Regions from separate parts of the Homo sapiens genome. Here region 1 is linked to region 2. The links are chromatin loops, found by intact Hi-C in ENCODE. Cell type or tissue: PC-9. All regions are shown on one strand. Each heading gives the region's core, and the rest is flanking DNA. Links, peaks and the distances in the headings are about the cores only.

Region 1 (15,957 bases), core at 3,857-11,856, 310 kb after region 2:
AGAGTAGAAAAGGCCTTAGAAATAATCTTGTTTCCATTTCCAGTTGTGCTTTGTAAGGTGGACTTATTATTACACAGCTATTTGTCCTTCATTTCCAAAGAAGTTACTCCCTCAGGTGTGCATCTGTGCTGAGACCTGAAAAACATTAGGAGAAGGAGGAGGGTTGCATCACAACTTCACAGCTTAGAATTTGGTATTACATGTCCTTTGTCTTCCACATTCTGTGGCCACTCTGCCGAGTTCCCTACTGTCCCTCCCCACTGCCTGTGCTTCCTTCTCTGTTGATTCAAAGAAAATAAGATCCTCCTAATTTTAGAATGCAGGAACATTTACCAATTTCTGGCCCATGAGAGTCTCCATTTGAACTCTGAGTTATTTATTAAACAAACTGTGACTCCATTGGCCGTACCATTTTTGCCTTCACCACCAGACTTCATAAGGTAAAGAAGCCGTATAGATGTTTACTTAATGTCAAAAATAAATTGTCCCACCTTGCAACTACTTACAAAGCAAAACTGACTAAAATCAGATGAGATTCTAGTTAACATTGTTTTCCTCTCCATTTCATGTAGAGGAAGTGACCCTTAGTTGCTTCTCCTCCCTCCCTCATTTTAAGAACAGCTCGTCACACAGTTCTCTGGCCTAGATTATCCACATCAGTGTCTCTGCTACGTCTTGTGATGGGAAAAATTTTTTCAAAGTTCAGATCTTCTGGTTCCTGGCCACTAACCACATACCCACTCTAGTACCTCCCCACTGCCAACACCATGATACTTTTACCTTCAGTGCTGTAGGGTACACAGACTCTACTGCCCCCTGGCGTCTGATCCGAAGACAACGCCAGATGGTTCTAGACTTCACCTCCCTCAAACTCCAGTGACCCCTCTATCAGTTCTACACAGAGGCAAGCCAACTGTCCTCCATCTGGCTCCACCATTTATTAGCTCTGAGACCATGGGCAATGCCATTCATTAACCTTCCTGGACTCTAGCCACATCTAGACTCGTCTATAAAACAAGACGCACATTCCTCTCCATGCTTTATGAGGATGAACTGAGATACTGTGTAGGCTCTGGTAGGTTCGATAAACATCTATCCTTTTATCTCTCCCTGTCTCCTCATGCAGGAGAAACTGATAAAGCTCTCACACCTGCTAGGATTATGAGTGATGGAAAAGCTGCATTCATCAACTGGGTGCTGGGGTGAGGAGAACTTGGAAGCATAAAGAGGTCATTCAGTCACTTTAGAAAAGATTTGGCAGAATTTAGGACTCAGACAATAGAGCATGAATGTACCTGTCTACCCTCATTATGCAATATGAAGCAGCTAATAGGAGCAAGTTAGATCTATATCGACCAATCTGGAACAATAAGACCAGGGTATATTAACAGAAAAGAGTATGCATGTGGCCAGTAAAGTGTACAGGTGAACCCAATTTCTGTAGGTGTACTTGGGTAGAAAGGTGTGCATGAACACAGAAAAGAGGGGTGAAAAGAAGCACACCACAGTGTTTGTATTTGTTACAAATGGAAGATGGGATTGGACATACGTAGACCTGTGTTGTCAATGCTGTCTGCAAATATACAATTTCAAATGAACTTTCCTTCCTGAGAGCAATTGAGAAAGAGGACTTCTGAGGCCAGAGCTGCAGGAGGGGCCTGGAAGAGAGGCTGCATCTACTCACATCATGGTGATGTGCGTTCCTTTGTCCAGCTGAGACTGGCCTGGCAGAGAAGCTCAACACAAGGCAGAGTTTCATATGCACAGAGCTGCTCCGAGCTCTGAAGGCCCCAGCCTGGGCAGTGTTGGGGAGACTCCTATGGGACAATGTTTTCCACTGCCCAGATCACGATCTCGTAAAGACAAGGCCACCTATATCTTCCACTGAACTTTGTGTGCAGAGGAAGGTGGCTGTGGGGTAAAGCCTGGTGCAAGAGGGCACAGAGGTCTGGGAGAGACTGTCTGACACCAAGGCCACATATTTGGCTTTGAGAGGAAGTCAAAGACATTCAGGGATTTCTCTGTAGTGTGGGCTGGGACAGATCAGCTGTGCACCAGCTTCGGCTCCTATTAACATCTGCACCTGTATTCATGGATGGCAGTCTCAGGCATCTCCATGTCACTTCGCGTCCTGCCTTTGTTCTCTGGTATCTTGGGATCAGGTTGTTCCAGCATCTGTGAAGTCTATGATAGAAGGAAGTTGAGTGACCAAGGAGGGACCCCAATAATGCAGACCTGATGTAAAGGCTTAGGCTAGGATGTGGTGAGCCAAGGAAAAGTCTTTAAAGATCTCACCTGCCCCCAGGAGGCAAAAGGCCACACCACTGAGGAGTCTGGTGGCCAGAGCAGGGCCAGGGAAAAATGTGCAGATTGTTGGGAGTTTTTTCACTTTGTGTGTTGGGGACATAATTCCTGGATGTCAGTAGAGTCACTGGTGATGCCACTGCCCCTGCCAGCCAGTGACTCTGCCCTCTGCCTGCAATTCCGCCCTCTACCTGCTGCAACCTTCAACCTAGAGTCAAGTCATAAACCTTCACCCATGTGGTCTCTGCTCCTGGCTGTCCCTCTTCTAACAACAACAGCTTGATAAAGTTCGTGATCATTTACCCTCCAGCTACCTCTCCACCGTCAGCGCAGGGTGTCCATTTTGGGATCTTTTTGACAGGCTGTTGCTTCTTCACTGAACATATGTGCTTCCCTCCCATTCCTAGGTCTCTATGTTATTTCTGACGTGAGATATATTTCAGGTACATTTCTTCTTAATGGAGAAAAGCCAAACTTAAATTTTACTAGAATAAATTAAGAAAAATATGTTTAGACATTTATATGAGAAAGAAGTTTTTGTCTACACACAAACAAAATTGTTTTTCATTTTTGTGGCATTAAATTAAACTCTTGTACATCAAAAAACACCATAAAAATGAAAATGTAAGCTACAGACATGGGAAAGATAAAGGGAATGCATATAAATGATTTTTTAAAAAGTGTGAAATTTAACATTCCTCAAAATTGCTAATTAGGAGGCCATAGTAATAACCCCCTGAAGACATCTGAGCCTCTGCTGCGGCCCTGCTGGTCACTAGAGGGCAGTGTGAGGGCTCTGGTTTACTGAACAGGATACAGAAGGTGGTGATGAAACAGGGGGGTAGGTGGAAAATGGATGGACTAGTTTGTTTCCCACTTCTGATCCTTACAAGCCAGGAGACACCGGGGAAAATGACTCAATGTCCCTGAGCCTCCCATCTGTAAAGGAAGGATGAGAATGTTTGATTTGCAAGGTTGTGGAAAAGCTTTAAGATATGTAACATATACAAAAATCTAGCACACACCAAGCGCTCAGCAGTCACTCTTATACTGAAGTTACCCAGGAAGGGACAAGCTGCAAGAAGATGCAGCACAGAAGCAGGCACACTCAGGGCACAGGAAACCTGGGCTCTATTGGTTGGGAAAGGTCTGCCCTCAGTAGGACACAAGACATGCCTTCCAAGCAACTAAAAGCTTCCCTTGAAGGAGTGAAACCTGGGTGGGGCCTGCAGCTCTCAAGTCAAAGTTACGGCAGGAAGTTTATATACAGAATGTCAGTGATTCTGCCGGGCTGTGCCAAGCTGCTGGCACAGAGATACAGGGCCGAGTCCCCCAGCAACAAGGCGTTCACATTCAGCTCAGAGCTATAGTTAGGGAACTGGCGAGCTGAGAATCGATCAGGGAAGTTTCCTCTTCCTCTCTCTTCTTTCTCATAATACTGAAAGATAAACTGGGGCCCCTGACCCAGGACCTGTTGGTACCAGGACACACTCTTGTGCCCAGAGATAGGAGAGCATCTCAGAGTCACTTGCTGTCCTCTCGTTTTGATCAGGTGTGTGGGACTTTGGGTGACTCCAGCGTCCACTGGGCCTGTGGGAAAAGCAGATGGAGGATGAGCTCAGGAGACAGCCTGGAGGTCTTCTCCATGGTAAAGTGGAGGACACGGGTGGAAAAGCTGAGAATGGGGCTGCTGTCCTGTGCCCAGGACTCACCTGCTCCCAGGAGACAAAGCAGCACCCAGCAGAGGAGCCCAGGGCCCATGGCACAGTGGGGCAGGCAGCACTGCACCTGATTCAGGGCTTGGTCCTCCTGGGGAAGAACCCAGTGAGTTCTGAGCCTTGATTTTCCTGATGGGAGGGGTATCCTGTGATGTCACTGTCCTGTGTCCTCCCCATGCAGCCTTCCTTAAGTCTAGCGCACTACGGACCCTGGACTCAACCTGTCCTGCAGAGCTGGAGGAATGTGTGAAGGCAGAAGCTTCTGTGGTGATACAGTTGCTCCTCTACCTACACTGCCCCAGCTCACAGGCAGCCCCACCACCCTATCACCCTTCTCCCACCTAGTGCTGTGGTACTCCATCCTGGAGCTCACACACCTGCCCATCAGGGGAGGATGAGGAGCCTGTGATTAAACCTCAAGTTGCAGTTCTTCCTTGCTGTCCTCACATCATCTTTCTGATGCTAGATTCACACCATGTTTCTTATCATATTTTCCTGTCTCAGGCAACATTCCCAACCCATTTCCTGAGTGGCCAGCGGTGCAGAGTCCCCAAGATTTAGTCCATCTGATCAGAATCAAAGCAGACCTGTGTTGTCTGTAAATTATCAAGAGTTCAGATTCCCCAGAAATAATTCTAGGGCCTTCTCAGCTCATAGCACAGACCTAGCCAGCTTGGGACTCAGCACCCTCAAGGTCATCCTATACGTAGTGCTCTGGACAGTTTATGTTATTCCCTTCAGATCCACCCTGCCTTCAGAAGCTGACCCCAGTGTATTATGTTAACTGGCTCCTCTTTTCTCTAACTCCAGAGCGAGTTTGTCTTATTGGAGACAGGACAGCAGAGGTAGGTAGTGTCACCATCTGTGCTGGTTTGCAAAATCTATTCCCTTGGCTCCTTTCTTGCTGGGTTAAATTTCCTGGTGCCTGAAAGTAGTCCACAATAGCCTGAATGCTTAGCTGCTTAGATATTTCCTTCAGTAGATATCCTAGCTAATAGCTCATAATATTTTTATTCCAGAAAGTCCTAGAACAGGACACAATTTTTCCAAGGTTTTTGCTACCTACAACAAGGATAGCATTTACTTTGATTTCCGATATCTTGTTCCTCATTTCCCCCTGAGCCTTCACCAGAATTACCCTTAATGATCTATTTCAGCAATCTAGGCTTTTGCTTGTCTGCTTCTCCGAATTCTTCCAACCTCTATCCATTACCCATTTGCCATTAACCAAAGCTGTTTCTACATTTTCAGGTCCTTGTTGTAGCAACAGCGCCACTCTCAGCACCATGTTTTCTTTCAATTTCTTTCCTACTGCTGTAGAGAAATACCACAGACTGGGTAATTTATAAAGACAAGGGATTTATTTGGCTTATAGATCTGGAGACCGGGAAGTCCAAGATCAAAGGGCCATAACTGCTGAGGGCCTCCTGCTATTATCCAAGGCAGAAAGAAGGGGAAGCAAGCACCCAAGACAGAGAAAGTGGCTGAATTCATACTTTTTATCAGAAGACCATTCCCAAGACAACTTATTCACTCCCACAATAGGGCGTTGATCTGTTTCTGAGGGCAGATCCCTGATGACCTAGTGATAACTGTCCCACCTCCCAATACCATTACATTGACAAATTTCAACATGAGATTTTGTGGGGACACGCAAGCATAGCACACACATCTACACTGTGAGTCAGTATTTCCACTCTTAAGTCTATACCTAAAAGAAAATAAAAAAAAAAGAATCCATATATCCACAAGAAAGAATTCCACAAGAATATTCACAACAATTTTATTCATAATAGTTGAAGACAGGAGTAACATGGATATCCATCAACGGGAGCATGGATAAACAAGTTGTGGTATATTTACACAGTGGAATATTAGTCATAATAAAGAATGACCTGCTGATACAACAATATGAATACACTTCAGAAATACTAATTTTGGAGGAAAATAACTCAATAAAAATGTTATATGATTCCATTTATACGGAGTGCAGGAATAGACCAAGCTAGTCAATGGTGATAAAAATAAGAAAAGTTTTGGCCTGGCGCCGTGGCTCATGCCTGTAATCCCAGAACTTTGGGAGTCCGAGGTGGGTGGATCACGAGGTCAGGAGATCGAGACCATCCAGGCTAACACGGTGAAACCCCGTCTCTATTAAAAATACAAAAATTAGCCGGGCATGGTGGCGGGCGCCTGTAGTCCCAGCTACTCTGGAGGCTGAGGCAGCAGAGTGGCATGAACCCGGGAGGCAGAGCTTGCAGTGAGCTGAGATCACAGCACTGTGCTCCAGCCTGGGCGACAGAGTGAGACTGTCTCAAAATAAATAAATAACTGAGAAAAGTTTTTATCTGTGGGATAGAAATTGATTGGAACGGAGCATGACGACACTTTCCTGCATGACGGAAATTTTTTTATAATCATTTCAGTTACCGTTGCTCTGGCATATGCATTTGTCAAAATTTACCATGTTGTCCTTGTATTAATATTTCTGTTTTTATCTCTATTAGTTAAACCTTAAATAAAATTGTTACTAAAAAGTAAACAGTTAATTGCATAAAATATGGGAGTCATTTACAAATGTATGCTTGTATTCTGTACAGCCCAATTTAAAAATGAATCACACAAAAATAAGAAAAGACAGGAGCACACATATCTGTAAGTTATGGAGAATGTGAGAAGTGCTTGGTGACTGAAGTGGCAACTTTAAAATTTGGTATCAAAATAAGCTCAACTGATGCGTGGGCTGAAAAACAACTGAGGATCAATATCAAGGAAAGCTATAGACAAACAAAAGCTGTTTACAATATCTTTATATGCTGTTGAAATCATTCTGACAACCATGAGCTGCTATACATTTCATAACTTGGAAAATTGGGCATTCATCACTCTCACATTCAGACTTTCCTTTCATTTTGGCTTTCAACAGATTGGCCAATTGGTGAAGTGATTTTTTTGCCCAGCAAGCAGCCTGCTCCCCTCTTTGTGAGTGGGGTTCCCGGGTGACCCGGCCCTCTCCCTTCGACAGCCTCACAGAGGGGAGTTGGGCACAGCACAGACACACGGGGTTCCCTGCACGTGGGGTTTGCACTCCCTGTGAAGCCCAGCTCTGGACCTCCCAGTCCTGCAGTTAATGGATCCCAACTAAAGAAACCTTGCCTCTAGGTATTCGCTTTACCTGTTAGTGCTAAGGAGGGATACAGGCTGGAGAAAAATAAAATGTTTGCTCAATATTATTCTGTAATATTTTACAAGAAAATCAATTGAGGACTTCATGGATTTTCATCCAAGCCAAAGTCATGATAATAGCTGAATTCCTTCTTTAATCTACCCTGAGAAGACTTAAACACTGCTCTCAATAACACAAATACTTAGTGGAGACTTATTTATAGTCTCTTTTTGGTAATTCTACTAGTCAATTATCATCAGGTCTAACGGCACAGTTTGGTGCATCTACTAACATTTTTCTTCTGTAGTCTGTTTACTTAGGTGTTTTAGAGCTTGTTCTCAATATTTTTTGTCCTCCAGAGAACACATGCCTGGTGTCCAATGGAATCTCAGCCAAGGTGATGTTATCAGTACGACTTCTGAACTTCTAGAATTCCAGATCACTCAAGCAGATTAAAGCTGTTGCCTGGCCAGACCTGCAGGGAAGATGAGGTGCAGCAGAGACGCACTGGGCTCAGGACACAGCCCACCCCTCGCTTTTCCCTTTTCCTCTGAGGCAGTTGCTCCTCTACACCTGCCCCTGACCAAAATTTGCCCCGGCCAAAATTCCTCAACTGTAGATGTCATTAAAGATTAGAGGGACTTCCCGTCTCTTGCATAGCTGTAGGTAGCCTAGCAATAACTGAAAGCTGCTGCAACATCTGCATAATACAGGATCCAAGCCCTAATTTTTCTTAACCCTTTCCCTCCTAGGATGCTCTCCTAGACTCCCCAGAGACCTTTCGAGCTCAGTGGACCACACTGCCATCTTGTGGCCAATACGTGAAGTTTCAACATTGTTTCTTCTGTAATGGCCCAAGGAATGCTGGGAAGTGTCTGCAGAGGAAGCTGCCAGAATATTCCAGAAGTGCCATCACGCTGGTTTTATGAGCAGCTTCCCTTAAACCCTAAGTCTAACATTAGTTCTAACCCTGATTATTGCTTTGAGTTACCAATCTTAATATCCCACCCTCATTCTGAATAACACTTATCACATAGGTCCAGTTATAGTTTAACTTTTTCTCCCTTAAAACTACCATCTAAAGAAAGAGTAACAGAAGGAGAGGAATGAAAGGAAATAATATTTGGCTTAAAATAGGAAGAAAACACAGACATTGAAGTATAAAGAGATTATTTAATCTGAATCACTAAAGATAAACAAATCGTCCTCCAAAAATGACAATGTTACCCCAAAAGTATAGATCAGCAAAAGATGAAGTCAAATATCTATTAATAAAAAGTAAAATTGAAATATATAAAACGAGACCTCTTACAAGGCAATAAGCAATGAATGGTGGAGGGAGCAGTACCTAATGCAGAAAATAAGGATGGATATAACTAAGACTAGCAAAGGGGCTGCTACAGGAAATGATCAGCTTGTACAATGCACATCCACTGATCTGAGCACCAAACACGGAAGAGATGATTCTGAAACAGGCAGAGGAGCAGCGGGAGATGAGGACACGCTGGTACAAAATAGCATCATAAGGAAGCAAATCAGCCGGGAGACTGTGGATTAGATGACTTTGCTTTCTCCTGTCTCCTGTGACAGCTGAACTGGACCATTTTCCTCTCCAAGGATTTGCTCCTGCACCCTGAGTTAGAGGCCCCTGGGATTTGCTCCTCGTCAGATTCCCATGGATGAACTCCCACTCCCTCCTTGTTGAGCACAGTCTGAAGGAGAGGTCATCTCTCCCTCCCCTTCAATCCCACAGTATTGGGGAATGGCACAGACTTCTCAATTGGCATCGATCTCTCTCATGGCATGCTCACATGCCCCCTAACTGTGCCTTTTCATTTCCACTAGACTGAAAGTTAGATGTAGGCAATGAAACTTAACACCTTTATCATAGATACCCAAGTAACTGCTCTCAAAATTATTGCTATTTCTTTCACTGCCTTGGGTTACAGCTGAACTTTCCTGTACAGCACAATTTCCTGTAAAGGCACAATTTCTTAATGTGGCTTAACCACAAAAACCTTCCCAAGTGCCAAAAACAATATAACTACCAAGGGATTGCTCTCCTCATTGGTGAGATGGCACAATAAAACAAAAACAAAGAAAATTTTGTCAAATACTTTAAAGGAGACCCAGAACCCCAGTCCCTCTTATACAAACATCACTGTTTGGCCTCCCTCTACCTAAGAGACAGGCAGAGCCATTCCTGTGCCCTGCACCTGGTGGGAAAGCCCTGCTGGAGCCTGTGGGGAGCTGGTGAGGATGAGCCTTGGTGATTCTGCCTCCAGAGCAGGGATTCTCGGGGAGCTCTGGACAACTTCCAGGGACTGAGATGGAGAGTGGCCACACTCCGTCTTGGAGAGGAGAATATTGAGGGTGTGACCCTTCTGACCTCTCAGCCTAAAGTAAAAGCAGAGTCATTCCTGACTGGTGGGGAGCTGCTTAGTCTCCAAAGCAAAATTGTCCTTTTTACAGGGTCTCTCGTTGCCACAGAAGAATAGCGGGGCTGTAAGTGTTTCACAACCCAGAGTTGCTGCTTGGCCATCTCTGTTCCCAATGACTCCAGCATCTGAATATTCCATGCAAGGAAAGATAATTTGTAAATAATGAACTGGTTCAGTGATACCTTTAGTTACATTCAAAATAGTTGTCATGTTCCAGACTGGCGTGCTTGCAGGAGACACAGAGCTACAGAGCAAGAGAATTTGGGAGCTGGATAGAAATGGGAGCAATCAAGGCCCCCTTAGATGATGGCTTCTAAGAACAGAGTAGAGGAGACATAAATTCTGAGCCCTTTTGTCCCTAAAAGACATGGCATAACAGGGACATCAGAAAATACTCCAGTGATGTGCTGATAAACTGGGTGTCTGTGAAGGTGGGGGCATGGCTGGTAGCATTTGCTAATTTCTGTTGTACCAACATACCCACCATGGCAGATTTCAAGCTCCCAGCATGGCTTCACTGAACAGGGAGCTGGGAAAAGTATGCCTATTTGATTCTTCTGACTCATACAAGCTGGCTCCAGCACATCCCTAGACTCAAGAGCAAAGCTTTCAAAGTTCGTCAATGCTTCCTACTCAACATACTAAAATGAGGCCACAGCAACTATAGCACACCTCATTGTTTTCATGATAGGATCAGTGTGTGATCCTGGATCTTGGAATGGACAAAGGGATGTTTGTGCAGAGAAAGGATTTCTGAGTCCTCTGAAGCTGCCAAGATCACAGAGCAAATAGCTATGTTGGTTGGTTGGGGAGCCGCTAGCCTTTGACTTGATGTAATTACTGTGAAAGTTTTCTCCTACTTAACTTAAGACAACAGAATGACTTCATTAGAACAGAAACTGCATTCCTTGCTATTTGTTCATTAGTACCATCTACCCTTTGCTCCTCTTGCATGTTCATTCTCAGTATAAATTGGAAGCCCTGCTCGTTTTTGCTACATGTTCTTGCAGCGCCGTTGACAACTATAGACTGTGTTTTCTTCAGCCTCAGTGTCAGAGCTTGTCCACTGTTAGGACCAGCTATCTCAGGAGTCACATGGAGGAAAGTGGCAGCAGTTAGACAAAGGGTCTAGGAAGACAGGGAATTCCCATCTGTGCTCTGGACTTACTCAGTCCCAGGAGACACAGGGCACCTGAGCAAGGAGGGATTTGATGACGACACAAGAAAAAATGGGTCAAGAGCAACTCCCTGCCAGTGACCATCATTCTCTGGAGAAAGAAATTTGGTATCTGTACCACCACAATTTCTGATCAGTGAATTTGGAAGGACTATGATGCCCCTCCTAGCTATGAAAGACTCAGGGCACCTCTATCATGGTTGCATCTGGGACACTGAGTCCCACACTTGGAGAAGTGGTCTGTCGCCAAGGACTCCCAGAAACCCACGATCCATAATCACATCAGCTCTGACCAGTGCATTCGCTTTCACAGATACACACTGCAGCAGCACCCACAGATAGGTGGAAGATTCTATTGCAATATAATCATTGTACTTCTATTTATAACAAGTACTATATAGTACTATCTATTATGAAAAATAAAATAAAAAGGAATAGATTCAATATTATAAATAAAACACTTCTTGAGTTAAAGGCCTCGGTAAAATTATTTCAAATCAAATGAGTTGGACAACAATGAAAACACTCAGAGTCTAAAAATCAGATTTCCTGAGGGAATCGATGTGAACAGGCAGCAGTGGTGAATGCATGCTTCTGTCTATCAGGACAGTAGCAATGGCAAATGGAAATAAAATAAAGGATACAAGTGGCTTAAAGTAGGCAGAAGAAATGAAGTCTTATTGTTACCATGATTGTATTTATCAAGTAAAGACCACGAAAGTTGCAAAGACCTTTACTTTAAACAGGAAGAGAGGTTCGATATTTTGTTGCAAAAATTTCCAAGGTGACAGGAATAGAAGAGGCTTTAGAAGAAAGATATTCCTGGGGATGTAGCCTCAGACCTTCCAGATGCCCCAAAATATGCAGGAGAAGAGCATGTTTCCTGCCCTTGACAACCTCATATATGTGGGTAACACAGCAGCCTCCAAGACCTATAGAAGATGCATGTCTGCCCTGAAGGCCAAGGCTAAGACACCCACTCCGTTTGGAGCAGTGAGCTGGCTCCAAGCACTCCTAGAGGGCAGTGGGACGTGATTGTTTTCACCACCTACATTTGCAGTCACTGTGTTTCAGGAATGAATCTGTGGTCTCTTTCTACCCAAAGGACAGCCGATGTCCAATTCTACTTATTTCCCACGAAAAGTGAGGATCAAAGATAGGCCTCTATTAAGGGTCTCTAGGAGGTGCAAGGAGAGAGAAGGATGAGGTTTGTGAGCAGGAAGGACACGACTGTGCCACACTGTGGCTAAGCTTCTGACACAGAGATACACAGCCGAGTCGCCCTTGCTCTGTGCGCTGGATCTTCAGGTGGAGAAAGATCCTCAGACCTCTCTGTGGAGAATTGATCACTGAGCAGCCCTGATTTATCTTGTTGAGTTTCATCCTGGAAGGAAGTCAGAAACTCTTGGCCCTGCCCCAGGGTCTGTCGGTACCAATAAAGGGTTACCTGACCCGAAATTGGATCACACCTGGGAGCTACATCCTGTCCCCTCTGTGTGACTTCGTACCTTGGGGACTGGGAGACTCCAGCACCTGTGTGATCTGTGGAAATAGAATTTGGCAACAGAATAAGGAAAACATCTGTAGTCATCGCACACACACACACACAAACACACACACACCTACACACAGAGAAAAAATAAAACTACTTAATGTTCTGAGGACTCACCTGTCCCTAGGAAACCCAGGACCACCCAGCAGAGGAGCCTGGTGCCCATGGCAGGGTCAGGCCAGGATGGGGGCTTTACCAGATCAGTGTCACTCTGAGCAGGAGCAGAGGACGAGGAATGTCCTTGTCTCCACAGGGCAGTTCCCACAGTAACATCACTTCCTCTCTCAATCCCCAGGATGTCAGGGTCACAGTATTTATATTAGAACACACTTTAAATATTTATAAGCTCCTTTTTAACAACATCAATGCCTGGCTCATTGCTTTGGGCTCCCGTGCTGTCTGGAGCCAGAGGCCTCACACTGCATCTCTGAGTTCATCTTCTCATCCTACAGCCACTCCTCTGTCTGCTGGGCATGTCTTGTAGGATGTGCCAACAGCATCCCCAAAACAAGGCACCAAGGCATTAGCTCATTGTCTATCCTGCAATTCAGGGTCCCCTCTGCCATCCCCATTTATGCCCCAGCCTCCTCCATTCCCTCAGTCACACGTGCCCAACGGGGCAGCCCCATCACTTGGGTTACCTCACGAACTGCCCTCATGCCTTTCTTCTGGGATCATTTCCCACCTTTCTTAACTGTAATTCAGAAAAGAAACCTTGATAGCAAACTCACAGCGGTCATTTTTCATGTTCCCCTTCTAAAAGTTATTTTTTTTAATCAATCTTACCTTAAATGAAGGAGAATGATAATTGAGCTAATGGTTATTTTTACCACTGTCTTAACTTACTGTTGTTCTCCATCTATTCCTATGGGACGTATTTGTCTTTTCTTTCTGATGGCTTTCAAAATCTTCTCTTTGTCCGTCATGTTCTACAATTTGCTTATGACTTGACTGCCTTATTTGAGATTCATTGTGATTCTGGAAACTCTGAATTTAGGTCCTTAAACACCTCAAAAAACTTCTCAGCTAACATCTCATAAATATCACTTCATAACATTCTACCTATTTTATCTGTCTGAAAATTCAATCATATGCAACAAAAAATGGGAAATTATGAAAAATATGCATATTCTAATATATGGGAAACATCCATTTTTTTCTTCCCTGTTCTCTAACTTCTTTCATATTTCACTTTTCATTTTCCATGCTGCATTCTAGATCACTCCTGCAGATCCATCTTTGAAATCACTAAAAATCTCTGTAGGAGGAGCTAATCAACTGTTTGACTTTCCATTTTGTTTTCAGTGATTGTATGAGGCATTCCTAGATATATTTTTTGACAATTGTTATGAAAGTTGATGGTTTCAGGCATTGTCTTTTTCCTAGTTTCAGTTCCCCGTCATGTTCATTTAAATGTAGCTCACCAAACTTTCATATCTTATAATGCCAACATTTCGAGTCTTCAGGTTTGCACTTCAAATGTTTGTTGCTTGTGCTCATGTTTCCTCATTGCTATCTCCTAATATTCTTCATACTGGGAATCCATTTGTTCGATGGTAGTCTGTGACATTCCAGTGAGGCCCAGAGTGAGAGTGAATAACACTAAGAGTCAGTCATTTTGCAGCCATCTCCAGTCTAACTCCCTAATGTATGGCGCCAATAACTGCTGCACTCTAGGCTGCCAAATACACACATGACAAAGGTCGGTAGGGTCAAAAATGCTCTCAGGACACTCCCAAGGAAAAATTCAGAATAGAATTCAAATTTTCTAATTATTTTTAATAAAGCTCTTTCATAAATAAATGCCATTAAGCCATGTAGTCATCATGACATTTTCTTCTAAGGAGAAATTACACATACATATTTATAAATACATATATACTCATACATATATAGACCCTCTGGGTGAGAGAGACTTCAGACACAGTATTAAAAGAAAAGTTAGTCACCAGCGTCTGGAACATCTACATACAAATTGTGTCCACATTCACCTGGGCAGCACAGGTGTCCCCCGGAGAGGAGTCCATGGACCGTGGCAGGTCGAGACAGTTGTGTGATCTGATGCCTTAATCTGGGAGAATCCATCCTGTGCTGGATTGTGTTAAGTCAACTTTGCAAATGAAGAGTCTGACTTTCCCAGAATGCCATTTCTGTTATCATTCTGGTTAGAGATGGTCAAGGATACATTTGGTAAAATTTAGAAGACAGATATAAAACAGTCACTATAACAATTGGCAAGTCATTGTGGTCAGACAGTGAGAGTCAGTGACCAGCAGATACAGAGGCATCCAACAGACCTCGGAAGTCCTGTTCCTTCTGCACCCTGTGTCCAGTTCATCTTCCCAAATGTTGGCCAACAGCAGCCAGGCTGCCCACAGTGTTTGGCAGTGCACCTGCAGGGGTGGCCCCCATAGACAAGGAACAGCTTCCCCAGAAGCAGGTTTCCTTGGCCTTTTCCTGTGCTCCCGGCTCAAGGTCCCACTGCATGTCCTGGTATGCTCTGATCCTCTCATGTCCCTGCCACTCTAGCCTGTCCTGCCCAGAGCTTCAGGAGCCCTGACTACTGACTGGCTCCCTCACCTTCTGACTTCTCTCCTCCAGACCTTGTCTTCCTCAGCTCCTCCCACATATGCATAAAGTCTAATTCTGATCATAAATCTGTTACACTCTCAAACTTGTAGTGGCCCTGTTTTATTGATGCAAACCTAATGGAGATTTTCTTACCAGAAGTGGTTTCAAGGAACAACCTTTAAGGATGGAATTCTAGAAGTGGATCTCTGATCTGTCTAGATTTGTTGTGGGGAAAGACCCTGAAAGAGAGCACAGAGACCTGGAGGAGGTCAGGTACTGCAGCCACAAGAGAAAGCCTTGAGCCAGATGTGGCCGCCATGATAGTGATTCCCCATCAATTTCCAAGATCGACCTGAGCCCAGCAATCAAAGGGGTGGGCTTTCTTGTACTTAATGCTAGACCTCTGCCAGTTTACAGTAGATGTAGTGTGTTCCTACTATTGGTTCGTCCACCCACTCATCACTCATTCAGCCTCTCGTTCACTCATCCATTCTCTGTGAAATGGGTATCCCCACACACCAGGCACTGATGTTGTTAATGCAGCAGGCACAGCCTTAGCTCTCATGGGCTCAAAAATTGAGTGGAGAGGCCGGGCACGGTGACTCACGCCTGTAATCCCAGCACTTTCGGAGACCGAGGCAGGTGGTTCATGAGATCAGGAGATCGAGACCATCCTGGCCAACATGGTGAAACCGCATCTCTACTAAAAATACAAAAAAGAATTAGCTGAGCATGGTGGCACATGCCTGTAATCCCAGCTACTCGGGAGACTGAGGCAGGAGAATCACTTGAATCAGAGTCAGAGGTTGCAGTAAGCGGAAATCATGCCACTGCACTCCAGCCTGGTGACAGAGTGAGACTGTCTCAGAAAAAAAAAAAAATTGGGTAGAGCACAAAAATCATCAGACAAGTATCTGAGAAAGCCTAATTGTCCTAAGGGTTACTAAGAGACATATGATTCTATGAGAGCTTATGAGAGGAAAATTGATCTCAGCTGGGCGGTGAGGGATTGCTTCCTGCGGGAGGGC
Region 2 (15,957 bases), core at 3,638-11,637:
TCCACTCGTCATTCTCCGAGAGCCCGTAGAACTGGACTTGACAGCGGAAGTGGTTGCGGGGGTTCTGCCAGAAGGTGGCCGAGACCCTCAGGCGGCTGCTCAGGCAGTATCTGGAGTCATTGAGGGCGGGCTGCTCCTTGAGGGGCTGCGGGTCCGTGCTGACCCCACTGTGCACCTCCTTCCCATTCACCCACCAGCTCAGCTCCACGTGGTCAGGGAAGAAGCCTGTGGCCAGGCACACCAGTGTGGCCTTTTGGGTGTGGGAGATCTCTGCTTCTGATGGCTCAAACACAGCGACCTCGGGTGGGAACACCTTGTTCAGGTCCTCTGGAAAGGGAAGAGGGGTTGGAGCCAGGGTTGCTCTGAGAGCTGTCTGGTTCTGGTAGGGGCTCTGTGTGTGTGAGAGAGAGCCCTGGGAATGGGCCGTAATGAAGCACAACTATGTCATTCTAGGCCCTCATTGTTTTGGGGTCACCATCCCAGTGTCTGTTGCTCTCTCTCCACTTTGCCCCTCCTTTCTATGCTGTCCCATGGATGCACATTGCCTACTGTCTCCCCAGCTTCCTATGGTCACATTATATCCTGATTGTCTTGGCTGTTTTTACTGAGGCTTGTCTGATCATCTATCCAAATAATTTATCTGTGTATCTTTATTTTTCAAAGCCTTGCTTGGTGCATGGCTATGTAATCCTGAAACTCGAGGTAGGAAACTCTCATTAGTGGTATAATTACAATAACTAAATTGACTTTTTCTAATTATAATTTTCCTTTTTTAAATCAAGATGTATATATTTGTCTCGTGGGGTAGTGACACATATTAGAATTAGCTTTTCTTTTCTAGAAAAGACACTTTTCCATTACATCTGAGTCCCCCACCTGCCCAGCACCTTTTTAAAAAATTTTATTTTCTTGCATGTAACCCTCTTTAAAGAGCCAAACCTGGTCAATATCTGATGGGATGGTCCACATTTCCTCCTCCCCTGGGGCAGGAGGGTGTGGTAGCTTGTCCAGGATGGCTGAAATCCCATGGAAGTTGATGGTCATGGGATTAACCCTTTCTTCTCTCAGAGTGTCCAGCAACCCTGCCTGGCCAGGATTGGAATCCGTCCACAGTTAAGCTTTGCATTCTCAAAAGTAGTACAAGCTAGACCACTGAGTATGAATGAACCACAAAGTCCAAGGGCCATTTCAGTAGAAAGCTCACACTGCAGAGCTCTGGACCTTTTCACATGCTTGAGAGAGGAGAGAAAGAATTTCTGGGATTATTGGAAAGAATGATTTCATCTGAAGACACATGAGGAGTGGAAGAAACCACAATTTACTGTGCCCTTTGCTTGGCTCTGTTCCAACCATGAGAGTGAGCTTTTGGTGCAGAAATGTGGCAAGTCTAGATATGGGTTCTTTATCCAAATTTGGGAAATGTTTTTGATGGGAAAATTGAGATGCAGGTTTGGAAAAAGGCAAACCCTGTGACCTAGTGATCATAAACAACAGGAATGAAAAGGATTGTCACCACAAGTTGAGTCCTTTACAAAATCCTTTACAAAGGATTTTCATATAAGTTAGTCTCTTCTGTTTCTATGTCTTAGAGAGGAGGCAGCTTAAGTTGCTTTTCAAATTGCACACCTCCCCCACCACAGCCCCTTGAACCCAGGCCTTTGAATCTGGTGATTTGTACTTTCCACTCAACGTCTTGGTGTGTGTCCCCACCTACACTAATGTCTGCCCAAGCCCCTAAACTTTGGTAGACCCTATGAGTCCCATTCCTCCACCCTTGTCTATGTCTCCATCCTAGACCTCATCCCATCCCAACCCCGCTCCACCGCCTGTCTGCTTCCTCCCCAGCATGGGGAAGGTTGTACTAGGGCTTCCTGGTGGGGCCTTTACCCTATTGTTCTAGCATAGATTCTGAGGCTTAAGAGAATGGAGTCTTGGCTGGGTGCAGTGGCTCACATTTGTAATCCCAGCACTTTGGGAGGCCAAGGCAGGCGGATCACGAGGTCAGGAGTTTGAGAACAGCCCGGCTAACACAGTGAAACCCTATCTCTACTAAAAATGCAAAAAGTAGCTGGGTTTGGTGGCAGGCACCTGTAATCCCAGCTACTCGGGAGGCCAAGGGAGGAGAATCGCTCAAACCCAGGAGGCGGAGGTTGCAGTGAGCCGAGATCGTGCCACTGCACTCCAGCCTGGGCAATAGAGCTAGACACCGTCTCAGAAAAAAAGAAAATAGAGTCTCCTACCCATTTTGTCTTCTTTATACCTTATCTGTTGCTAAGATAATGTCAGTTTCCAGTTGTAACACTCTCTTCAGACCTATCTCCCAAACACCTGCCAAACACAGGCACCTCAGAGACTCCCTGCAGCTCGCCCAATGCTGTGACAGGGACTTCTGCCCTCAGGCCTCAAGAGCAACCCTGAAACCACCTGTCTCCCCAACCTGGTCATGCCTGGCTCATGAACCTTCAAACTACCTCAGGAAGACATAGATGCATCTTCTAAGACTGGTAGAGAAAGAAAGAAGGAGGGAGATGAAGACATGAGCAGAGTTCTGTGCTGGAGGCTGGCAGTGGGGAGAATCTTAACATAGAAGACAGAGCTAGTCACCAAAAGGAGTCAACAATGCAGAAGTGGAGTTAGAATGGGAAGGAAAAAATGGAGAAGATGCAATTTAAAAAAGGGAAAGTAAAACAATACATCCACTAAGAAAGTAGAGATGAGAAGAGTCCCAGAAAACAATGAAAAGAAGAGCAAAGAAACACACAGCCCTGAAGACTAAGCAAGGAGCTCTACAGCTGAGGAACTGCAGGCAACACAGCAGAGCAACAAGCTGGAAGAGCTCCAGGGAGGGGAGGAGAGGGCACAGTGCTCCAGGTAAGAAGGGGTGACCCTGACCTCCGTTCTTACACTCAATTCCCTTCCCAGCAACTGATCATTGCAGTCAAACCCAGGCACCCCCGAGTCAAGAGTGGAGCCCCCATACCTGTCACAGTGAGCCTGGTCCCATTCCCAAAGTGGAGGGGTGAATTATAGGAGCACAGCTGCAGAGGCTTAGATAAAACCCACCCGGCGATCTCCAGTCAGAGGGCAAGTCTTAGCTCCCTGACAGCAGGATGGCTGCCTTTCTCTGCCTGGATTCATGGCTCTGGACCAAAGGGATTCTGTTAGGAAAAAGGCCTAAGCATACTGTGCAGCATAAGGCGCAAGAGGAAGAGGCTTAGGAGAGGCAGAGCCATGCACATAAGAGGGAGGATGAGCCAAGAAGGGAGTGAGGAGGCAGATTATGGACTGAAGACTTAGAGAAGAGAAATAGAGGAGTCAACCAAGACACACCAAAGGGAACGCAGGCACAGGCACAGCTCTTACCCCATGGGGTAAGAGATTTTACTCAATCTGCCTCACCAGCACCGGGAGGAGAAGCAGAGAACTCTGCCTTCAAGGGACAATGGCCATACCACCCTGATTCTGCAACTTACCTAGGATGGAGAGTCGAGTCCCATCACCAAAATGCTGGGGCTGATTGCTACACAGTGCATCATGAGTGTGGCAAACCCCAGAGGAGCTGGTGTGGGCCCTTCCTTCCAGAAGCTGCTTACACACAGAACTCTTGGGGCCCCACCACACACTCCACTGACCCACATTTTATGAGCTTTTCTTGGCTGTGTTCTCAGTTTCTGCCCTCCCGCAAGGGGTCCTCCTGGAACTCCGACCTTATGATACACTATCCCGAAAGAAGTCTTTTACATACCCAAGACAGAGAGCTGGGTTCCACTGCCAAAAAACAGTTTTTCATTAGTTGCACAACATTAAAGACTGGAAGGAAAACCGCGACCTGCTGCCTTCCACTCCTGCCTCCCCAAGTCCACCTGCCAGGTCCTCTCCTGTTCCTTAGTAGAATTTTAACCCTGGTGGGTAGAGGGGTAGACAATGGTACAACCCAAAATGCGGTGGTCAGCAGACCAATTAGGCCCCGTGTGATCCCCCAAGTTCCCTCTTCTGTGACCTTCTCCTTTCTGTGTGAGGGAGAGAAACGGTAGGACCGTGGTGGTAAGGTCAGAGGCTCTTTTATCTGTCATGGCCGTGACCGGCACCCTTCAAGGAGACAGGAGATGTTCAAGGTGACCCCTTCCAAGCTGAGTCTACCCATCTCTCAGTAGGGGAACCTAACTTGGCACAGGCAGTCTACAAAATAGTGGAGAGGAGAGGGAGGCTATCCCCTCCTCATCTGCCTCATAGGCCTTCCTGACAAAAATACACTTTCACCTAAGCACTAGAGACAAAGGCTCCGTCTGGATTCCAGCCCCTTTTTGCAAGTTCCCAGCTGTCCAGCCTTGACTTACTCACCTACAACAGTGAGCCAACTTCCCTCTCCAAAATATATGGTGTTTCCAGAGCACAGCCTCCCAGGGCCACTTCAAAACCCCCCAGTCTCTGCTGAGCACAGCTGGGATTCAGGCAGAGGTTGGGAGTTCATGGGAACTCTTCCCTCACAGGGACAGCAGCTCTGCTTCCAGTACTCTGTGTTCCCTTCCAGAGCTTGCCCAAGACTCAGGCAGGTGACAAAAAGAGACACAGAGTGGCCTCCTATAAAATCCAGCACAGGAATATACGAAGAATCTACAGAGAACCTCTGTCAGTGAAGCAGATAGATGGAGAGGTGTTGTGGCTCATTCATTACCCACCGGGCTTTCTCTGGGCTATCTCAGGGAACTATGAGGAGAGGCCCCCTCCCCTTCCCTCTTCTGCCCCATCACCCTGGGCTCAGCTGTGACTGCTCAGAGCCTCTGGGAAGCCTGGGTGGATTCGCCCTCACAGGGAGCCTCCCCTGAACTCAATCCCGGGACATGACATGACGTCTCCCTCAGTCTGGCTCCGGGAGCTGGGATCTCTGTTCTCTTTGACATTTCCCAGGACAGAGTCCTCCCTCATCGCACCCCTCCTAGAGACCCCCAGCCTTACCTACAACGGTTAACCTGGTCCCCGAACCGAAGGTGTAGCCATAGTTAGCACATAAGAATATAGCCACTCTAAAAGGGACACTGTGGACCCACTTTTCCCTGTGACGGATCTGCAAAAGAACCTGAAAAATGTCTTACCTACAACTGTGAGTCTGGTGCCTTGTCCAAAGAAAGCTTCAGTGTTCACACAGTGACAGGGGTCAAGGTGAAAATCACATTGAAGGCATAGAGAGGGGAGAGGGCCCTGGCTAGGATGGAGGACAGTGAGCTAAGAAATCTCCTCCTGTGCTTTATGGGTATTACACAGAAGAACACTTTGACTTTTGCTTTTTAGGACCATGGAGAATGACAGAGTCCATCCACAGGGTCCTAGGTTCCTTTTTCAAAGGATGCCCCATTCAGATGCTCCCTCTGTGAGGGTCCATCGAAAGGGAAAGTGCATGGCCTGCAGAGGATGGCAGGGGCCCAGAACCTGTGACTCCATCTATAGATACCCCTGACTTCTTCCCGAGTCCTCTGGAGAGCTGGTCACCTCCGATGAACCTTCCACCTGACTTTGTCTCAATTTTTGGGGATTGGGACCCTCCCTGAGTCCTCCACTTGTGAGGTTCCTGAGGCAGTCTTCTTATGTCTGACCTCTCTCTGCCTGGGAAGCTTTAGTTCTCATCTGGGCCTGTCCTTGTCCACAGTCTTGGTCTGACATGTGATCAGGAGTGAGGCAGAGGCATTCTGAACCAAATTGCATTAAGACCTGTGACCCAGGAGGAAAGAAGAGGACTCTGGGAGTTGGGACCGCCAGAGAGGTTTTTGTAAAGGTTTCCCGTAGAGTTGAATCATTGTGGCCCCCTGTCCCCACAATGTTACAGCTTTGTACAAAAACAGCCCCTCCCATGGGTCCGCCCCCAGAGCCTGGGAGAGACCACCAGAGCAGCTGCTCCTTTGAGGGGAGTGGAGGGTGGGTGACATCACCCCCCATTATGCAAGTTGGTGGTGGGGTATGGACCAGGCCGGGGGCTTCCTTCTCACCTCCAGGCACTGTCCTCAGGATGTTTTGAGCTCCTTAGAGCTGGATGTCTTTGTAAGGCTGTTTGGCGAAGGGGCTGGTCTTCTCCAGTACCCACCCCTCTCCAAGCTGTTGTCACGTTGGGGCATGTCCTTATAGAGAAGCCACAGCCCCCATCACTACCCTGGCCCTGCCCCGAGGCTGTGCGTCACTCGGAGGGTTTTAAGCTATGACTTAAAATCCAGAAAAAAAAAAAAAAAAGACAAACAACGACATAATGATGACACACTCGCATGGTAAAATATAAACAGAATCAAAATATACATAACAATCTGGGAAAAATATTCCTAGTTCTCACCATCAGGGCTAATCTCCTCAACATGTGGTGAACTCCTAAAAATCAATAGGAAAATAATCCAGCAGCCCAATAAAAATAGGTGAAGAGTAAATTGTTCAGAGAAAAATAAATCCAAATGGTACCTAACTATAAGGGAAAAAAAATCACAATAAGAAAAATAAAATTAAAAAAACTTCATCAAAATACACTTTTCACTAATTTGACTGACAAAATTGAATTATATGCCCATCAGTAAGGGACTGGATAAACTGTGATATGTTCACACAATGGAGTAATATTCAATGCTAAAAAAAGAATCAAAATATTTTATATTGCTATGGAAAATTCTCTAAGATACATTATTAACCCAGAAAAGAGAAAGTCTCAGAATAGCATAACTAGATGCCACCTTTGTCTAACAGAGGGGGGAAAAGAAGAATTATACTTTTGTATTTACTTGATTTTGTATACATTTTGTATACAGAAACACTGTAAAGATACAACAGAAACTGACAAGAGTGATGACCTATTAAGAATGAGTGGAGTAGGCCACGTGCGGTGGCTCACCCCTGTAATCTCAGCACTTTGGAAGGCCAAGGCAGGCAGATCACCTGAGGCCAGGAGTTCGAGACCAGCCTGACCAACACAGCAAAACCCCATCTTCACTGAAAGTACAAAAAAAAAAAAAAAAAAAAATTAGCTGGGCGTGGTGGCAGGTGACTATAATCCCAGCTACTTGAGAGGCTGCTGAGGTAGAAGAATCACTTGAACCCAGGAGGCGGAGGTTCCAGTGAGCCAAGATCACGCCACTGTACTCCAGCCTGGGCGACACGGTGAGACTCTATCAAAACAAAAAAAAAAAAAAAAAAAAAAAAAAAGAAAAGAAAGAATGGGTGGAGTAGACAGAAACAGAGCGGAAGTAAAAGTTACATTTCCCAGTGTCAACGTTACTGGGTTGTTTCCATTTTAGAGTCATATAGCTCTATTGTCTATTGAAAGTCAAACTTAAGTTAATTTTAAAAATCAAGAAAATTTGGCTTTAAATAAAATATGCTACTTTAAAAACCTACTTGTTTAATTTACAAAGTCATTTTTTTTGCCAAAGAAGTTTATGTGTGAAGTTATGTATGAAGTTATGTAGAATTTATGTAAGAAGTTGTTTCCTTGTCCTGAATTTGCTCAGTGAGGACTTAATCACTTGGACAACTGTGAAAAATGTAGATTTCTGAGTAGTCTTCATGACCTATTGAGTTAAAATCTCCAAGACTGAGTTTACTTATTTATTTATTTAAATAAACAAACAGAAAATTACCCTGGGCGTTTCTGTTACAATGCCAGGCTTGGGACCCACAGCTTGTCCCCAACTAGAACAGGGCAGAGGTAAGCCATGGTGAACATCAGAGGGTAGTCTAGGACTGCCATAAGTTTGGTGCCAGGGCATGGCCCTTAGAACTTAGGGAAGAAAGAAAAAGAGGATTTGGTATATTCACGGCATTAATAGTGATGGACCTCGCAACATGCTACCAAATGCCTGCATAAAAAGTTGATTGCAGCCAGGTGCAGTGGCTCACGCCTGTAATCTCAGCACTTTGGGAGGCCGAGGAGGGCGAATCATGAGGTCAGGAGTTCGAGACCATCCTGGCTAACACGGTGAAACCCTGTCTCTACTAAAAATACAAAAAAATTAGCCGGGCATGGTGGTGTGCGCCTGTAGTCCCAGCTACTCGGGAGGCTGAGGGAGGAGAATCGCTTGAACCCATGAGGTGGAGGTTGCAGTGAGCCGAGATTGAGTCACTGCACTCCAGCCTGGGCGACAGAGTGAGACTCTGTCAAAAAAAAAAAAAAAAAAAAGTTGATTGCTTTCATCCATTGGATTGTGTCAAAGCCTCTTGCCAGTACCTTTCCTAATTGAAATATTCAGTTTATTTTGATCTATTTCTGCATGTTTTCCTGCCTTACTCACCTCGTTTACTTATCAATAATTCATCCTCTAAGTTAGTGTCTTTTAATCACCTAGTGGGGGCCCTCATCCCTACTGGCCTTATAAATAATAATGCCACTCTGTCTTGGCATCATGGTTTTTTAGAATTCCGATGGAGTTTGTCCCAGTTTTGCCTCTCTGGACGGTATGCCCAAGCTCATATGCAGCGTTTTTTCCATAAAAGCTAGGAAGACCAGTTAGGCAGGTATCAGGTTGGGGTCATGCATCCATGTGGGCAGCAGGGGGCAGCCTTTCCTTATTTTTTTAGACCTAAGTAACTGCAATCTGAGCTCGGCCACTTGAGGGGGCGAGAAGAATGCGCAGCTCGTGGTGGGGCGAGGACGCGGAAGGGAGCAGGGTTACTCCTGCGCCTCTGTGTCGGGGGCGGGTGGGAGACCGGGAGACACGCAAAGAGCATTTCACGTGTGCAATTCTTGAAAGCTTTCCAGCATGTTCATTTCAACCTAAATTCCTTGTTCTCAGTTGAGGAACTGAAACCCCAAGAGGCTAAAATGAGTTGCCCAATGACAGAGAAGCACCGCGCCCCCAAGACTCCTTAAATTCAGGAGATGCCGCCACATCCTGCCCTTCCGTGAAACCGACCTCCTGTGGCCAGACTGCCGGGCTCCCAGCAGCCCCGTAGCGTGGCTAAACCTCTTAAACTCTGTCTCTTTATCTGTAAGCTAGGAGCAATAATAATACCTACCTCATGGGGTTGTGAGAATTGCATGCGATAGTGCGTGTCGGGGTTAATCATGGTGCCAGAAGAGTCAGTAAAAATGTTAGTGACTGAAGCCGGGCGCGGTGGCTCACGTCTGTAATCCCAGCACTTTGGGAGGCGGACGCGGGTGGATCACCTGAGGTCAGGAGTTCGAGACCAGCCTGGCTAACATGGTGAAACCCTGTCTCTACTAAAAATACAAAAAATTAGCCGGGCGTGGTGGCGCTTGCCTGTAATCCCAGCTACTTGGGAGGCTGAGGCAGGAGAATAGCTTGAACCCGGGAGGCGGAGGTTGCAGTGAGCCGAGATCGCACCATTGCACTCCAGCCTGGCGACAGAGAGAGACTCTGTCTCAAAAACAAAACAAAAACAAAAACAAACAAAAAATAGTGACTTGTTTTCAGAGAGATATCGTAACTGCCCAATAGGTTCACCTTGCCTGCTGTATAGACAGAACCGATTTATCAAGACAGGGGAATTGACATAGAGAAAGAGTAATTCACCCAGAGCAGACTGTGTGGGAGACTGGAGTTTTACTATTACTCAAATCAAATCTTGCCGTCTCCCCGGGAATTCGAGGATCCGAGTTTTAGAGGATAATTTGGTGGGCGGAGGGGAAAGCAGTGAGTCGGGAGTGCTGATCCGTTGGGTTGGAGATGAAACCCCAGCTGCTTTCTTGTGCTGAGTCGGTTCCTGAGTGGGGGCCACAAGATCAGATGAACTAGTTTATCGATCTGCGTTGTGCCAGCTGATGCATCAAGTGCAGGGTCTTTAAAATATCTCAAGCACTGATCTTAGGTTTTACAATAGTGACGTTATCCCCAGGAGCAATTTGGGGAGGTTTGGAATCTTGCAGACTCCAGCTACGTGACTCCTAAACCATAATTTCTAATCTTTTGGCAAATTTGTTAGTCCTATAAGACAGTCTAGTCTCCAGGCAAAAAGGAGGTTTGTTTTGGGCAAGGACTGTTACCGTCTTTGTTTCAAACTAGAAACTAAGTTCTTCCCAAAGTTAGTTCAGCCTATGCTGGGGAAGGAATAAGGACAGCTTGGAGGTTAAAAGCAAGATGGAGGCCAGGCGCGGTTGTTCACGCCCATAATCCCAGTACTTTGGTAGGCAGAGGCAGGTGGATCATGAGGTCAGGAGTTTGAGACCAGCCCGGCCAACATGGTGAAACCCCGCCTCTACTAAAATACAAAAAATTAGCCAGGCATGGTGGTGTGCACCTGTAGTTCCAGCTACTGGGGAGGCTGAGGCAGGGGAATCACTTGAACCTGGGAGGTGGAGGTAGCAGTGAGCCAAGATCGAGCCACTGCACTCCAGCCTGGCAACAGATTGAGACTCCGGCTCCAAAAAAAAAAAAAAAAAACAAAACCAAAAACAAAAAAAACCGCAAGATAGAGTTGGTTGGGTCAGATCTGTTTCACTGTCTCAGTTACAATTTTGCAATGGCGGTTTCAATACTGGCCTAAGGATGTCATTACCGTATCCAATCTCAAGTTTTCAGCGGGCATCAGAAGACCTGGAAGATATGTTAAAATGCAGGTTGCTGTCTGGGTGTGGTGGCTCACGCCTGTAATCCCAGCACCTTGGGAGGCAAAGGGGCAGGCGATCACTTTAGCCTAGGAGTTTGAGACCAGCCTGAGCGACATATGAGGTTGCCATCTCTACAAATAATAATAATATTAGCTGGGTTTGTGGTGTGCGCCTGTGGTCCTAGCTACTTGGGAGGCTGAGGTGGGAGGATCACTTGAGCTTGGGAGGTCAAGGCTGCAGTGAGCAGTGATCATGCCATTGCACTTCAGCCTGGGCAACAGAGCAAGACCCTATCTCAAATAAAAAAATATGCTGTTTGTTGGGCCCTGTCCCAGGAGATCTGACTCGGTGGGTGTGGGGTAGGGCCTAGCTTTTGTGTTTCTCCTAAATTCCCAGGAGATTTTGGTGTTGCTGGCTTAGGGACCACTCTTTGAGAATCATTCTTCTGGAAGGGTCTTTCTTTTCTCAGCACATTTCCCTCCACTCCATGTTTATTCCTCCACTCACTGGGTGCTTATTACATCCCAGGCTTTGCTTAATCACTGGAGATATCAGGATATGTAAGACAAGATGTACCCGCTTGAGGAGCACACAGTTGATTGCCAGGATGGACGCATCTATTGCACCTGAGCACCTGAGCAGGACTAGGACAGAGGCAAGCGGAGACAGGAGGAGGATGGCTGCCTCAGACCCGAGGGAGGGCCAGCAGAGCCAGACCCAAGGGAGGTGGGGACAAGGAAGAATCAGGAAGACTTTTCTGAAAAGGGTGAAGGGGAGGTTAGGAACGGCTTCCAGTCTGAGAGTGCCATAGTGTCCAGAGACAGAGGCAGGAGGCGCATGGCTTGTTGGATGGGCCACCAGGGCTTCTGAGCAGGGGAGGGGACAGGGGAGGAGAGCAGTGAAGAGGCATGAGACTGGGAGTGGGGGCAAGGGTGGTGCCAGGAGAACCCTACATTTCCCCAGGGAGCTTGAATTCTAGTTTGATCACTGTGGGAGGGTAGGGAGCAATGCCATAACCAGGAGCTCTCTGAGAGCAGTCGTCTTGCCGCATGGAATGGGACAATTGGGAGGTGCCCCTCAGGAGATGCAGGGAGGAAGGGAATGGGTGATAGTGACAGGGGGCTGGAGAAACATCAGAGGTCAGCGCTGACGGACTTGTCATCACCTCAGACCACAGTCATAGCGGGATGTGAGGCGGGGCACAGAGAGCGTGGGCTTTGAAGCCAGGCAAATGAGGAGTCAACCCCAGACCTACCATCTGCTGGGCTTGGGACGTGGGTAAACTAATAAGCCTCTTTGAACCTGTTTTCTTATCTGTACCGCTGGATTAATAACCACTCCGGAGGGGAGAGAAAACTAAATGGGAAAATGTCTATACATAGGAATAGTGTAAACATGTTGGTATTATTCTGTGGAGGAATAAAAGGCAGACTTCTCAAGAACATGAGGGATGGAGACCAAGGATTTGTCTTCTCCCCTCCAGACACAGGAGCCAGTTGTTGGGCAAGAGGGCCAGCACGATCATCTCCAAGCAGGACATCAGCTTGTGGGGAGTACAGACTGGGTTAGCAGGAGCACATGTGGAGAGGGGCCTCCGAGGAAGCTGATTCGGTCAGTGCTGGGGTTTCCTTGCATATGTTTGCTCTGGGTACAGAGAGGACCCTGTGTAGTCAAAGGCAGCAGTGAGGTCTTGCCAAGCATGCCAGCGTGTCACACATCAGCACATTGGGAGCCCACAGAAGTGCCAAGGCCAAGAAACCTCTTTAAGACCACTGTTCTGGAGGGCAGAGGAGGAGAGGAAGCAGAAGGAGGGCAGTGCTGTGATGGAGGAGCAGGAGCAGGAGGGGCTTGCAGAGGAGATGGTCTGGGTGGTGTGTGTGTGGGGGTGTGGGTGGTGTTCCTGGTCCTCCAGGTGCTGCCCAGCCCCTGTCAACCCAGGGTGAACCCCCATGGGATAAGCCTGTGTGGTACCAACAATCCAAGCTACACCTGTGACAAAAAACACTGCTGTGGCTCTGGCTGGTGTGGGCCACCATCATCATCCTCTTGAGCTGCTGCTTCGTCTGCTGCCACCGCTGAGCCAAGCACTGTCTTCAGGCCAGGCAGTGGCAACAAGAAATCAACCCGATCACCTGTAGGAAGCCCATGATTACTCAGCACTGCCACTTTATCTTCAGTTTTTTGCCAAACTATTTACTACCTTGTTATGAGGGAATGGTTTCCCGATCTCCAACTCTTCCCCAAACATATAGTGACTTCCAGCTATGGCATGTGGCCCTTAAGGTGGCAGTGACCCTGGGACTCCCAGGAGGCACAGAGCAGCCCCTTGGCTGGGCCTAGCAGAAGCAGCACAAGACCCCCACTCATTGCTGACCCTGGGGCCTCTGACACCAGCTGACACAGCAGCCACCAAAGACTTGGGAATGGAGCCCAGTGTCTGTGTGGCCAGCCTGGGGGAGTTGGGCCGAGGAGCCTTCCTGTGCAAGGATTTAGAATATATGGAGCAGCTGCTGAATGATTACAACTCTGAGCATGGCAGACTATCCCCGCCCCTCCCCGCCCCCTTCGCCCCAAGCAAAGAGAAGATACCATGTGTGCAACTGGGGCCAACATGACGATGGCCCCAAAGCATTCAACATGCTCATCAGTGATGCTCTGGATGGCCCCCTGGATGTCCATGACAGCTGCCCTGTGCAGTCACCTGGTGACAAGGAGCAATGCCCCTGCCAGCCATGCAAGGAGCAAGCTTGAGAGTCTGGGCATCTGCACCTACCACGGCCCCCAGTCCCTGCTGCTGAGCACCATGGATGAACAGAACTCTCCCAACCCCTAGAGCAGCAGCTCCCAGCCAGAGCCGGCCCTGTCTGTGCCCAAGACCTTGGCAAAGCAACCAGGGCTCGTTGTCCCCCTTTGTTTTCTCTTCTTCTCTCCTGCATTTTTCTCCATCTCCAGGTACAGCTTGGGATGTGGATGCCTCTCGCCACACAAAAATGCTTGGGATTCATTCCTGATACCCCAATTCAACCCGATTTTCCCTCCTTTTAAAGTCAGATCTCACCTACCTGTTTGGTCAGAGAAATGTGTGTTTTAAAATCCCCGAGGAAGGAGGCAGGGACTGAGCCCTCAGATGATTATCGGTGAAGTGGATTTATGCTTAATTTCAGTTTAAGAGAATGTTGCTGCGTCTCTGCCTAGGACAGGCAGCCCACTGTGGCCCTGGGTGACAAAGGAAGCCCACAGAGGCCCAGGGTTTGTCAACTGTGGCTGCCAGTGTCTGCAGAGCCAGAATTGAGCTAATCCCATGAAAGGATCAGCGCTGATGGGCAGTTGTATGGTAGGTTGCTACGGGGCTTATTGATCTCTCAAATTCCAGGTCACAAGATCAATGCATGCGTGAGGGGCCCCTTCCCAGCAGGCTCTGGTGGCTACAAACTGGTTCAGGTGTGGAAGATCATTATCACTTTACCTTTGGTTTTTCTTTGAAAAACAAACAATGAAAGACAGATGAAACCAAGAAATCTACCAGTGGGCAGGCAAGAATTCTCTTCGGGAAAAGGAATGTTTGTGGCTCTTCTCCACATTGGCCTTGAAAGAGCTTGGCTGCAGAGTGGCTATTATTAAAATGTCAAAAAACAGAAGATGCTGGTGAGGCTGCAGAGGAAATGGAACACCTATACACTGTTGGTCAGAGTGTAAATGAGTTCATGGAAAAATTAATGCAGAAAGCAGTTTGGAGATTTCTGAAATAATTTAAAACAGAACTACGATTCCACCCAGCAATTCCATTACTGGGCATTTACCCAAAGGAAAATAATTGTTCTGCCAAAAAGACACATGCTCTCACATGTCCATCACATCACTATTCACAGTAGCAAAGCCATGGAATGAACCTAGGTGGCCATCAGCGGTAGACTGGATGAAGGAAATGTGGTACATATACACCATGGAATACTATGCAGCCATGAAAAGAATGAAATCATGTCCTTTACAGCAACATGGATGGAGCTGGAGACCATAATCATAAGCAAATTAACATAAGAACAGAAAACCAAATATCACGTTCTCATGTATAAGTGGGAGCTGAGCATTGGGTACACATGGATATAAAGATGGGAAGACTAGACACTGCAACTACTAGAGGGAAGAGAGAAGGAGGGTGGATAGAGCTAAAAAAATACCTATTGGGTACTATGGTCACTGCCTGAGTGAGGAGATCATTTGTGCCCCAGACCTCAGCATCACACAATATACCCATGTAACAAATCTGCACATGTACCCCATGAATCTAAAATAAATGTTGAAAATATTTTTTAAAAATGGGGTCTGAGCCAGGAGCGGTAGCTCACGCCTGTAATCCCAGCACTTTGGATCACTTGAGGTCAGGAGTTCAAAACCAGTCTGGCCAACATGGTGAAACCCTGTCTCTGCTAAAAATACAAAATAAATAAATAAATAAATAAATAAATAAATAAATAAATAAAATAAAAAATAAATTAGCTGGGCACAGTGGTGGGTGCCTGTAATTCCAGCTACTTGGGAGGCTGAATCACTTGAACCCTGGAGGCAGAGGTTGTAGTGAGCAGAGATCATGCCATGGCACTCCAGCCTGGCTGTAGTTCAGCCAGAAGGATATGTGTGAAGGCTGAGGTGGGGGTTCTTCAGAGCCTCTATGAGCAGAAGGGCCTAAGCTGTGCCGGTGGACAGAGTTTCAGTTTTCTGCCTCTTTGCCCTTTGGTCTGGACCCACAGGTGAACAGTACCAGCCTCCATCCCAAGCACACGCTCTGCAGGCCTTCACATCTTACGGTTCCATGCGAGCAAACGGACTGGGAAAGCTGTGTGGCCTGAGAAAAGGCAACCCCGTGGCCTGACTCTCACACAGTATTTTGTCTTGGATTTTGAATAAGCACTTTTTTTGCTTCTTTTGTGTTTTCGGTGGTGGTGGTGGTGGTTTATTTTACACTGACCACTTGGAAGAAATCCCATGGTTATCTGTGATTTTCATGCCCTATTTCCGCTGGCAACCCTTCTCACTGGGGTGACTCACTTTCCTGTGTAAAGAGTCTTAGTGGCCAAGATGGGAGGTGGAAGCAGCCATCTGGAAGGCCATTGGGATCCTTATGTCTGTGTCTTGGCTTGAGGTGACCAGCTGGGCTTTGATAGGAATGATCTGAATGGAGACAGAAAACACTGGAAACTAACACTCCCCATCTAGCCCAGCCCAGCCCTGTTTATATGAAGCGTTTGGTTCTTCCCTTGACTCTTGAGTAATGATGATATTCAGATGAGGCATTGACATTGTGGTAAGAAAGGGAAAAAATGTATCTGTCTTGTCTGTCTATCAACTGGATATATATCTCCCAAAGCAGACAAACCCAAGGCTGTAAGGTGAACTAGGGTCTGCATTTGGACTCCATAAAAACA

The links. Hi-C counts contacts between places; a loop is a spot of excess contacts. Peaks named below come from ENCODE experiments on the same cell type or tissue, not always from the same donor. Only the 100,000 strongest peaks of a DNase experiment are listed, where the experiment ranks them.
Region 1: it touches region 2 in a loop (9-fold over the local background); 2 of 110 quality-filtered maps call a loop at or near these places.

Annotation. Positions count from the first base shown.
Region 1 is chr7:142,470,663-142,486,619 of GRCh38, reverse strand. MIR11400 (microRNA 11400) reads right to left here and starts at 12,093; the gene lies at 12,017-12,093. It also overlaps TRB, the pseudogene TRBV7-5 and TRBV5-5. In PC-9, for the core only: CTCF peaks have their summits at 7,792 and 7,993 (motif pointing left); DNase peaks (open chromatin) are centred at 7,599 and 7,939.
Region 2 is chr7:142,776,064-142,792,020 of GRCh38, reverse strand. It overlaps TRB, the pseudogene WBP1LP1, TRBD1, TRBJ1-1, TRBJ1-2 and TRBJ1-3, and 4 more genes. Among named protein-coding and RNA genes, the nearest start is that of PRSS2, 13 kb to the right of the region's middle. In PC-9, for the core only: a CTCF peak has its summit at 8,535 (motif pointing right); a DNase peak (open chromatin) is centred at 8,500; H3K4me3 peaks cover 568 bases.